2 separate regions of the Homo sapiens genome follow, and region 2 is linked to region 1. The links are chromatin contacts, found by Hi-C or POLR2A ChIA-PET in ENCODE. All regions are on one chromosome and are shown on one strand. Each heading gives the region's core, a stretch centred on a gene start or an enhancer-like site at or near the end of the contact. The rest is flanking DNA. Distances are from core to core; before and after follow the strand shown.

Region 1 (5,751 bases), core at 140-2,639:
GTTAATAAAACTTCACTCTCAAAAGAGCCGGACCCTTCCTTCCACTGGTCTATGAAGCCTCATCAGAAGCCAATGATGGAGCTTTGGCTCCTGCAAAGGACCCGTGGGGACCTAGAAGCCCCAGGCAGGGCCCTGAAGGTAGGTAAAGGGAGCCTCAGTCCAATGCCCAGGTCATCTCTTCAAGGTTCTCTGCCTTCATTTACTAAGTAAGTTCATCTGTGTCAACAAATCAGCATCCTAACGTTCTCAGGATACCGCCTGGCGCAGAGCTGTGAACTCAGCAGCCGGCCCTGGTGGCTGTTACATGCTCTTTTCTCTGGCCTTTCCCTCTCCTGGCTCTCCTCTGACCTTTCCCCTGGGTCCTGGAGGTGCCTTTACGCCTCTCCCACCTCCTCCCCATCTGTGCCTCCTCCTCCCCTTCTCCCCCCCAACCCCCCCCACCAACCCCGACCTCTCTGGAAGAGAGAGGGATGGGGCAGGGAAAGGCCAGAGGGGGTAAAGGAGAGACAGTGGGGGTGGGAAGGACCACACAAGGAGACCAAGCAGGAGACCAAGCGGGAGAACCAAGTGGGGGCGGCGGGGACCAAGCGGCAGGGGTGGGGGGGAGCAAGCAGGGGGGGTCCAAGCGGGGTCGGGGGTGATCAGGCTGGAGCTGCTGGGCAGTCAAAGGGATGGGGATGTGGGAGAAAACCCAGTGACAACAGAAACAGAGGATGACCACAAAGGGGCTAGGGAGGGGGGTAAAGGCAAGAATTACCTGTAATCACCAAAGCCACCAGGATGAGCCGCTCTAATAACTCCCCAAAAGTTACAAACGGCATATGGTCCCCACTAAGCTCTGAAGGCTTGCCCCTCCCCCCCTTCCCCCTCCCACCCAAACTTGAAATCTCAGGCTCAGGTCAGCACTGAGGAAGAGATTCTGACCAGGCACCCAGTGTTCTCACCAGGGCGGCCCCCACCCAGGATCCACATTGACTGGGGGCCTCTGCCTTTTCCCCAAAGAGATTCTAGTCTCCTCTGCGTATCGCCAAAGCCAGTCCTGGCTGGAGGACCAAACCCCCGAGGAAGGAGGATCTGCTATGGGTCGAGCACTGTGTAACTTTCTTAACACTTTTGCAAATGTTTTGAACAACCTTTTTTCATTACAAAAACACATACTAGGTGTAGAATAATGAGAAACACAAAAAAGCAAAATGAAGAAATTAAGGATCCCCCACCACCCTAGAAACTTTTTAGCGTAAGTCCTTTGGATCTTTTCAGCTACTTTCACATCTGTCTGGGTCTTGTTATGGCCCCAGCACTGATCACCATGCCAGGCATGTCATAGGCACCTTATACGTTATCTGTGGGCCAATGGAAAGAAAAAAGAATCATTTCAGAATTTCCACCCAACACTGAACTTTAGAGCAAGGCCAAAGAAAGGGGGAAGGGGAGGACAGGAGGAAGTTGCCCCAGAGAGCGGCAAGATTGCAGCTCACTCTAAAGCTGCCCTAACTTTACAGAGACTCCGGAGAGGTTATGCAAACACGGCTCAGGAAGGGAAAAAACAACCCACACACCAAAAAGCTGAGCTGTCAGCTTCCACCGAGGGAGCTCCCTGGAGCGAGGATGAAAGGAAATGGGAAAGAATTCTTACATCCTGCTGCCCAGAGCAAGGGGACAGCTGGGCAGTCGCCATGGCAGCGGCTGGCTTCTAGCAGGCTGCTAAGGGGAGAGAGGGCAAGGCTGGGGAAGGAGAAATGTCTTCTTGCCACCAAAGAGGAAGGAGGGCTCAGTGGCCGCCCACGTCTGTAAGAGGGAGGGGGCCTGAGGCTGGGGCTGGAAGGGGCCAGGTTCGTTGCTGAAGTTGAAGGGAGAGCTCTCATTACTAAGAGGCCTGATATCACTATACCACTTGCTGTCTTTTTTCAGAGTGACTTTCGTAACTCCCTGCAGTTGACAAAAACAAAACCAAACCAAAAACACCCTCCTGTCCTGCTCAAAAAACTTTGCAAAAGTATTAAAAAGTGTAAAAACTGAAACCCATTACTCTGTTTATTTCTAAACTCCTTTTGGTTTATTCCTTATAGGGCATGAATAAAGGCTCTTTTTTTTTTTTTTTTTTGAGACGAAATCTCGCTCTGTTGTCCAGCCTGCAGTGCCGTGGCACGATCTCAGCTTACTGCAACCTCCGCCTCCTGGGTTCAAGCGATTCTCCTGCCTCAGCCTCCTGAATAGCAGGGATTACAGGCACCTGCCACCATGCTCGGCTAATTTTTGTAGTTTTAGTACAGACGGGCTTTCACCGTGTTGGCCAGGCTGATCTCGAACCCCTGACCTCAGGTGAACTGCCCGCCTCAGTCTCCCAAAGAGCCAGGATTACAGGCGCGAGCCACTGCGCCCGGCCAAGGCTCTGTTTCTTTATGTGATCCGCATTGTGTGGGTATCTGCGTGTAGGCACATTGTTTCTGCATTGGAGCTCACACTGTAAATGCGGTTTGATATCCCACGCAGGAGACTCCTCAAATGATCCCCGATTCATTGCATTTTCACTAGGTGTGAATGACCCAGCTTTCCTAGCTTGACAGAGAACATAAGAAAATGAAGTACAGGATGGCCAGAGGAAAAGAAAGATGATTACTTCGGCAGAACCTCCAGGGTATAAGCTGATCTGGATACCCAAATTAAACCGAGAGCTAAAGGTTTTCCCCCTATGACAAAGCACTAGCACTTTCTTTCATGATAATTCTCTACTTCCTTAAATGGGAGTTAGTGTGTTAGACCTGACTCCACCCTCTGACTTAGAGAAGAGTGGCTGTAAAGCAGTCCCTGGAGGCTCTGAGGACCTTATTACAGTATCTATAGCATCTATAAGGAGACGCTGCGCCACTGAGGGGTTCAGCGTCTGGCTCCCAATCACTGAACAGCCCTGGCACACACTGCTTTATACTCTTGTGTCTGCTTTTCACTGTTGTGCTGCCTCTTCCATCGCTGTGGGTTGGTTATTTGACAAACACTTACTGACAATCTGTGATACAGGGATTTTGCTGAAAATGCAATCCCTACCTTCAAAAAATATACAGTCTACCATAGCAAACAAAAATGTAGTGTGTGAATACCATGAAATTACTGCTATGGCAAAGAGTTGTGACTGGCAGTTACAGGAGCATCAAGGAAAGAAGGAAATCCGCTCTGCCTGGGCAGCTGTGACCAGGACTGGCTTTGCAGAGGAGGTGATGTTTGATTAGGGTCTTTTTCTTTTATCCCCCCGAGACGGAGTCTTGCTCTGTCACCCAGGCTGGAGTGCAGGGGCACAATCTCGGCTCATGCAACCTCCGCCTCCCGGGTTCAAGCAGTTCTCCTGCCTCAGCCTCCCGAGTAGCTGGGATTACTGGCACGCTCCACCACACCCAGCTAATTTTTGTATTTTAATATAGACCAGGTTTCACCATGTTGGCCAGGCTGGTCTCGAACTCTTGACCTCGTGATCCCCCCATCCTGGCCTCCCAAAGTGCTGGGACTACAGGCATAAGCCACCGCACCCATCCTGATCAGGGTCTTGAAGGATGACTCAGAGTTCCTCCAGAGAACAGGGTAAGGACAAAGAGGGTTCTTGTTGACAATTTGAGAGGGAGATTGTGACAGAACTCCAGACAAAGCAACAGCCTCTGCTGGCAAGTTCAAAACGCCTTCCTCCACCAGCCCTTCTCTCTTTTTCCGACTCACCACAAGCCAGAAGGGCATATGATGCAGCTGATGATAACTGTGTGCAAACTAAGAGCTTAAAGGCTCAGAATGAGCTACAGGCCTCCTTCAGCTTGCTCAGCCCTACTCCAGGAGGGAAGGAATCTCGTTCCCTAGCACATCCAAAGCACCCAGACGATGCCCCACATGTACTCAATACATACTTCCCGAATAAATGAAGGGCATCTACATGGCATCTTTGACTTCTCAGAGGCTTTTCAGTTCCAAATTTGCAGCTGCGTTTCAGTTCAATGGGGGTGGGGGGGGTGCCATTTTATAAGAGTAAAACCAAGCAGATGGGCACAGCAGCTCACACCTGTAATCCCAACACTTTGGGAGGCCGAGGCAGGAGGATTGCTTGAGCCCAGGAGGTTGAGGCTGCAGTGAACTATGATCGCACCACTGCACTCCAGCCTGGGCCACAGTGAGACTCTGTCTCAAAAAACTTTTTTTCTTTTAATTAAAAAAAAAAAAGAATAAAACCAATTCTTTGTCAGGATTTTTAAAGTGTGACTTCCACCCCCAGAGAGCAGGAATGAATAGACAGGCAGGAACGAATGGATATGGACAGACATAACAACTGATTTGTTTTGACAAATTTGTGGTTTAATAAAAGCACATGTGGCCAGACGCAGTGGCTCATGCCTGTAATCCCAGCACTTTGGGAGGCCAAGGCGAGCAGATCACTTGAGCTCAGGAATTCGAGACCAGCCTGGCCAACCCGGCAAAACCCTGTCTCTACTAAAAATACAAAAATTAGCCATTCATGGTGGTGCACACCTGTAATCCCAGCTACTCGGGAGGCTGACGTAGGAGAATTGCTTGAGTCCAGGAGGCAGAGGTTGCAGTAAGCTGAGATCATGCCACTGCACTCCAGCCTGGGCGACAGAGACTTCATCTCAAAAAAAAAAAAAAGTGCATGGAAAGGGAAGGCCAAAAAGGCAGTGTTGCTGGAGTCAGCGATGCCAGAGTCAGTGATGCCTGCGTAACAAGGAAGCTGCTTCTCCACCTTTCACATGCACCAAGAACGGTAGCCCAGAGGGACGCAGCTGGCTTGAAACCTCAGCGGCATGAGAGCCTGGAGACCAGGGTTCAGGTCCTGGCTCTGCCCCTTTCCTCCCATGTAACAATGGCCCAGCGACTTCCCCTCTCTGCCCCCCAGTTCCCCGGAGGCCTCTCCATCTCTGCCTGGGAGCCCCTGGTTGGTGGGGGCAGACTCGCAGCCAGTTTTCCTTCCCCGTGGACTTTAACAACACTCCAGCCCGCAAGCCTGCGCACACCAGCCCCCACGGGGACAGCTGACTCACTTTACTCTTCTACGGATTCACTTATTCATTACCCCATGCAACATCCGAGGCAGAACCTCCCCTCTTCCCAAAGGACTGAGGCAACGAAGTGTGACTCAGCCAGGGCTCTGCGCCAGGCTCTGAGTGAACACACTGGAAACCCGGCCGTGGGTACAACACGGCGTCACAGCTCTGCCGTAAACACAGGGGGACCCACTGAGAGCCCAGGGGACCAGCAAGCCTCCCCCTGGAGGTCTCCTCATCGGTGACACAGCACGTTGATCCTCATCAGCCAGCTGAGGGGGTGATGCCCTGGGAATCGGGCCTGGCACACAGGAAGTGTTGGGAAGCGCTAGGTGAGGATGATAAGGACAAGGCGGCCTTGGGACCAACGGTGACAATGGCAACAGACTATGAAGCGAATGGAGGCAGTGGGGGAGCCGGGAGTTCAGAGGGGAGAGGCAGGGCTGTGCTCAGGGAAAAGGGCTGCTCAGGGCCTGTGGGGTTGGCGCATCATGCCTGGGGACCCAGAAGAAGTGGCAGAATAAGACCCTGCCCAGCTGGGAATGAGCCACAGAAAGGGCCAAGGCAAAGTTCTAGGAGGACATGAAACAAAAGTGATCAGAATAAAATGCGCACTGCTCCAGGAAAACCCAGAGGCCTCACATGGCTCCCGGGGCCACTGCACCCTGGGCCCTGCCAGCTACCCACCTCCCCCCACTTTCTACCCGCCACTCCCCAC
Region 2 (5,751 bases), core at 1,547-4,046, 150 kb after region 1:
AGCTGAGAATATTATAGTTTCGTTTCTAAAATTGCTCCACAAAGGAAAACCTCCCATCTTAGGGAGATTTTCTCTATCTTTATTTAAAATAACCAAGAAAAGCTTCATTTAAAATGTTTTAGAACATTCTACTTAGTCATATGACTTTAAATATAGTTTGATAAATAGTTTGTTATGTTCTGTATATGTTAAAGTCTAATTGAAGTAGCTTTGTCAAACACTGAAAGTAAGGGCCTCTTAATGACTGGTAGTAGAGGAAAGCCTTGCCACACACAGTCCACGTAATTATTTTTGTGTGGACATATTGTAAACCCCTACCAAACAGATTATTTTTTTAATCCTATTTGGTTAGGTCAGTTATGAAGATGTTTTAATTTTCTGAGCAAAAGTGTAGTTTCTTTAAAAATATATAATTCTTTTCAGCCTGTTTGTTGAGGCTTCGATAGACAGAACGTAGTTGTTGACAGTTTCAGGAGTCTCGTGAGATAGTAGAGCAATAGAGTCACATTGAATAACCCTTGGGATCATATAGGGCTTAGGGAGAATGGCATTGTTTGAAATTTTTTTTGTTGTTTTATTCTCCTACTTAGGGATTTACTTTATAAAAGTGGTAAAACATACTCAGTTTGTTACAAGTCAGATCCACTACCACAAATTCCCTTTAGTGGGCACACTTTTAAGTGTAGGCCCACTTATTTTAAGCAGCGTTTAACTGAGTGAAAGTCTAGTTTCATTAAAAGATCTGTTGATGTGGGTTATAATAGAGTTTGACTTGCATTAGTATCTAACTGTTTCTACTGAGACAGTGGTATTTGTGTTATTAACTTTTGGGAAAGAGGGAGTAGGGAATGATTTAGACATTAAATGTATTCCTTTCTGCCAGGCATGATAGTGTGGAGATTGAGGCTTGAGGCTCGATAACTTGAGCCCGGGAGTTCGAGGCCAGCCTGGGCAACATACTGAGACCCCATCTTTAAAAAAAAAAAAAATTATACACACACAAAATGCTTGGAATAATTTGTGTATTTTTTATCTCAAGTTTGTTTCAAATACTCACATTTCTGGACTATTTCCCCTATTGTTAAGTCTGCTTAATAAATGCCAGCTAGTTTTTATGCCATCAGAAGTGAAATTAAGAAGGCAGATGGACTAAAAGAATCACGTATAAGGGATTTTGAAGTGAAATACATTAAACTCTTGATTACTCTTAAACTATCCACTTTAACGGGTTCTACTTGGACCTTCTTGGTGGCAAGGCCATCTCCTCGGTGTAGGTTATGTGTCAACATTTTGTTCCATTGGCTGTTTTTCAAGTGTGAACTGTTATTTGAAAGGAGAAGGACACGCCAGGGGAGAGCGTGTGAACTGAATACTCAGTGATTTCCTTTAGCCCCAAGGGAAGGATGTATCTAAACACAAAAGCCCTGTCTTGCCGAGGGTTGGAGAGGGATCTGTGTTTCAGTGACTGGTCTGAGAGGAGATGGTTGCCATTTATCAGTAGGAGTCAACAAAAGGAAACTTAATACAGCCCGGCACAGTGGCTCACGCCTGTAATCCCAGCACTTTCGGAGGTTGAGGTGGGTGGATCCCTTGAGGCCAGGAGTTCAAGACCAGCCTGGCCAACATAGGGAAATCCCATCTTTACTAAAAATAAAAAAATTAGATGGACGTGGTGGCTCATGGCTGTAATCCTAGCTACTGAGGAGGCTGTGTCAGGAGAATAGCTTGAACCGGGGAGGTGGAGGTTCAGTGAGCCCAGATCGTGCCACTGCACTCCAGCCTGGGCCACAGAGTGAGACTGTCTCAAAAAAAAAAAAAAAAACCCAAAACTTAATAGCTTGTGTTTGAAAGTAGTTGCAAAACGCGACACCCTTGTTAAGAGTGAGTATGGCAGACACGTGGGGAGTGCCTTTGCTGCTGCTTCCCTCATTAGCACAGATACTTTGGAGTTGACGAACATGTGACGTTTGAAATTGAACGTATGCTTTCATTGAACATTGTACTTTTCCTGGGTCTTTACTAAGGAACATTCCTCATATACTAGACGAAATTGTATCAGATGCTTTCACATCACAAATAGAGCCATTTTGTATTTGATGTTTTGCTTTCAAAATTATGCAACAGTATATTTTGTTTTAACAGAATATAAATAATGCTGGGTAAGAAGAGTGGCCAACTGCCCGATAAGTTAAAATTCCAGTGAGAGAGAACTAGGAAAACTGAGCTCTTGAACAGCTCTGAAAACATTGCGTTGAGGTATCTAGCAATGTCATTTATTATGAATTGTTAGTCAAAACCTGTTTATATGATTTTTCACAGTGGTTTTATACCTAAAAGGCATTGGATCAAGAAACAAAGTTATTACAATTTGGGTCTTCTCTAATGAATTACCCTGTCCGTGTTTATTTAAGTGTAAATGAACATACAGTTATGTGCTGCTTTAATGATGTTTCAGTCAACAACAGACCGCATGTACGACAGTGGTCCCATAAGATTATAATGGAGCTAAACAATTTCTAGTGACCAGTGAGTTGTGTTACAGTTGCCTACGGTATTCAGTACACAACATGCTGTACGGGTTTGTAGCTTAGGAGCAATAGGCTCTAGCATATGGCCCAGGTGTGTAGTTGGCTATACCATCTAGGCATGTGATCCCACAATGACAAAATTGCCTAATGCCACATTTCTCAGAACATATCCCCATCATTAAGCATGGCTGTGTATCCTAAAACTGATCTTTATTTTGGCAGTTTATAAATCATGCATATATTTCCCCCCGCTCCTTGGGGGAAATGGTTTCTCAGATATTTTGCACTTCCTCTTCAAACTCTGAAGTACACAGGCAGTGGTCATGCGGCGTGATCTAAGTTAAAAAGGCGTGGCACCTGTTTACCGGGATCCACCCTTGTGGACTGAGAGTTTAGTCCACATCTGATTCGATGTTTGTAGCCTCACATTTATTATACATCTTTCCACTTCAGAAACATAAGTTGATCTGTAGTCAATGGGTAGTGGTACATTTTGGTCACTTTGCTGTCCTCCACCTGGTTAGATAACCAAGATAGTGTGTGTTCTTCCAAATTGATGGTAATGAGGAAAAGAAAAGCACTTGGAGAATGTTCTGGACAGTTAGAATGATGACAGAAAAGCAGGTCAACAACACCAGAATGTCGATTACGGGCCAGTTATTGAGCCCTAAGAATCAGAGTTCTGTACCTTGCATTTTCAGGGATTTTCAATGTTAATATGACCCCTAAGTCCTAATTTTAGGAAAACAGAATTTGATGTGTAAAATATGTGTAAGAATAATCATAGCTTATGATGACATAAAAGTTTACGATGCTGGTATTGCCTTTGAGTTGATAAACAATTTCAGTGGGCTGATTTGTGGCAGCCCTTGTGAGCTACCATCTAGCATGTATGTCTTAAAATTTGAAAAAAGGCTATTAAGCAACTCCATTTTTCTGTATGTCAGCAGATTTCATAAGAGTGAAATTTCAGTTCAGCCTTTTCATGTGAGTTATTACAAAAGTGAACTACAGGTTTCAATTTTGTGTCTTTTATGAGTCATTCTGGCATTTTGTGCCTTTTCTCACACATTGTTCTAGGCAGCCCCACCAACTCCTGTGACAAAGATGGACTGGGGGAGGCCATCTTCCTAAAGTTGCTGTCTGAACAGTTAAGTAGTAAATTATACCAACCATGATGAATTGAAAAGAAGGCTTCTGGGGAAAGTTTGTTATTAGAGCCAACTTCTATTATATGCCCTTAAAGAAGGTAAAATAGATACACCAATGGCAATGACTTTGGAATGCAGGTCAAGTTTCAACCTAGAAGTTGCCTGCCCTCTATCCTTGGTGGCCCGCCTTCCTCATTTTTATTCTTTTAGCCTCCATAATTGGAATGCGTATTGGACTTTAGGCTAGGAATAACATTGTAAATGAAAATGTTGATGTTGAAAGAGGAATTTAAATAGAGCGAAGAGTGATATTAGAAATTTGGAAGTGGTATTAGTTCTGGCTTGTCCGTAAGACCTGACTTTTGCATGATAACAATAGGATTCATTCACTTGAACATAATTCGGTCTGGTCTTAGGAGGAATTAGAACTGCTTTTGCACCCCTGTTTTTTTCACTGCGAGGAAGAAGAGGAGCTCACGAACTTCATAAAGCGTTAGTGTCTCCTCCAGTTGATGGTTATCGAAATGAGTCAGGATGGAAGGCTTAGTGTACGTGTGAGATGTTACAAAAGTGGACCTTAAATGTTTCTTGAGTGTTTGGATCTTAAGAGAAAATCTTTGACAATAAGTATTTAATCTTCATTTCTTACAATCATTCCTCTTAAAATGGAGCTTTATTTTTTAAAAACGTATTTTTTTTTTCTTAAGAAACAGGGTCTTGCTCATTCATTCAGGCTGGAGTGCTGTGGCATGATCATAGCTCACTGCAGCCTTGATCTCTCAGGCGCAGGTGGTCTTCCTGCCCCAGCTTCCTGAGTAGTTGGGACTATAGGCAGGCACCACCATGTACAGCTAATTTTTTTATTTTTTATTTTTTATTTTTCATAGCAACAGAGTCTCACTGTGTGGCCCAGGCTGATCTTGGAACTCCTGGACTCAAGTGATCTTCCTGCCATAGCCTCCCAAAGTGTTGCCTGAAATAGAACTTTATTAATATATCTTTAATATGTCAAGATGTTTAAAACTTGTCAAGATTTTAAGGAAGTTGGGCTAACATTTCCTCTTGGGATGCTGAAAGTTGTTGGTTTTCTCAGACTCTCACATAAATTCATTTGCTTTTCCCTTCTCCTTCCACCTCTATTAGCTCTTTATTTTCTAGGGGGGATTCTGATGTCTGTATTGAGCTGGCCGTCATGCCGGGAGTGGTCTGCTTATGTATTTACATGCGTGCTCATCTTTGCTATAGCTGAGCGTGGTGCAGCTCCTTACCTGTTCCAGGTGCGGAGTGATCTGCCGCACAATGAATGAAGTGGCAGAGCCAGGGCGCGAACCCCCGTCTTCCTGGTTTGTGTGCCTGGGCCCTTGCCCTTTACTGTGCGTCTTCTCAGGAGCTGTCATTTAGACTTTCTGGACCAGGAGCTAAATGACCTTTAAAGTCTGTTGAGTCATTTCTAACAAATATGAGTGGAGTCATTTGCCGTAACCAACAACTTTAATCTCCAGATGTTTAATTGATCCTGTATTACTGTCTAATGAGAACTTACTGTATGCCATGCACTGTCTAGTTGGAGTAATGATTGGCCTTGCCTTCAGGGTAGTCTAAGGCATAAGATCAGAAAGGAACAGATGGCAGCTGTTTGTAGGGAGAAGTGATCATTGGCAGAGGGGTGTTGAGGGGAGAAAGCAAGGAGGGGAGGCCTCATGCAGCTAGTAGGGATGGCAGTAACAGGCTGAGGACACAAAAGGCCACCAAGTCCTGTTACCTTAGATGGTGCGGACTTTGTTGAGCAGTTGAAGTGTGAGAGTCTTGTCTTTAAGGAGCCTCCTGTCCAGAGAAGGAGGCACACAGCACTAATATCAGGTAGGCAGTGATGAGGTCAGCTACTGTGGAGACAGTGTGGAGAATCTTGAGTGCCTTCTGTCGGTCTTACTCTGAGATTAGGATTTAGGATCATTATAAGAGATTAATAACAGAATGATACGGTATTTTAGTTTATGAAAGACTTGCCACTAGATAAAATTTTTCTACAGTAACAGAATAATCATTAAGAAAAATCTAGGTTGTTCGTGTCT

The links. Hi-C counts contacts between places; a loop is a spot of excess contacts on that map. ChIA-PET counts read pairs that join two places held with the same protein, here RNA polymerase II (POLR2A). Pooled maps may share reads with other maps.
Region 2: a pooled map shows a loop between it and region 1 (3-fold over the local background). The contact joins two enhancer-like sites. A Hi-C loop is called at or near these places in 5 of 50 pooled maps. POLR2A ChIA-PET finds 5 or more read pairs at or near these places in 5 of 52 experiments (A549, B cell, BJ and 2 more).

The regions. Positions count from the first base shown.
Region 1 is chr16:84,598,227-84,603,977 of GRCh38, forward strand. All of the region lies in intron 2 of COTL1 (coactosin like F-actin binding protein 1), which reads right to left. Among named protein-coding and RNA genes, the nearest start is that of COTL1, 17 kb to the right of the region's middle. RefSeq lists enhancers at 1-310, 1,053-1,874, 1,982-2,131, 5,083-5,202, 5,213-5,751 and 1 more and silencers at 1,548-1,747, 4,897-5,191. Within about 2 kb of position 1,390, at least 31 of the 41 ENCODE cell types and tissues checked have a DNase peak (open chromatin) inside an H3K27ac peak, as active enhancers do; they include B cell, where a contact is called at or near this core.
Region 2 is chr16:84,748,600-84,754,350 of GRCh38, forward strand. All of the region lies in intron 4 of USP10 (ubiquitin specific peptidase 10), which reads left to right. Among named protein-coding and RNA genes, the nearest start is that of USP10, 51 kb to the left of the region's middle. RefSeq lists an enhancer at 3,613-3,692. Within about 2 kb of position 2,797, at least 4 of the 41 ENCODE cell types and tissues checked have a DNase peak (open chromatin) inside an H3K27ac peak, as active enhancers do; they include B cell, where a contact is called at or near this core.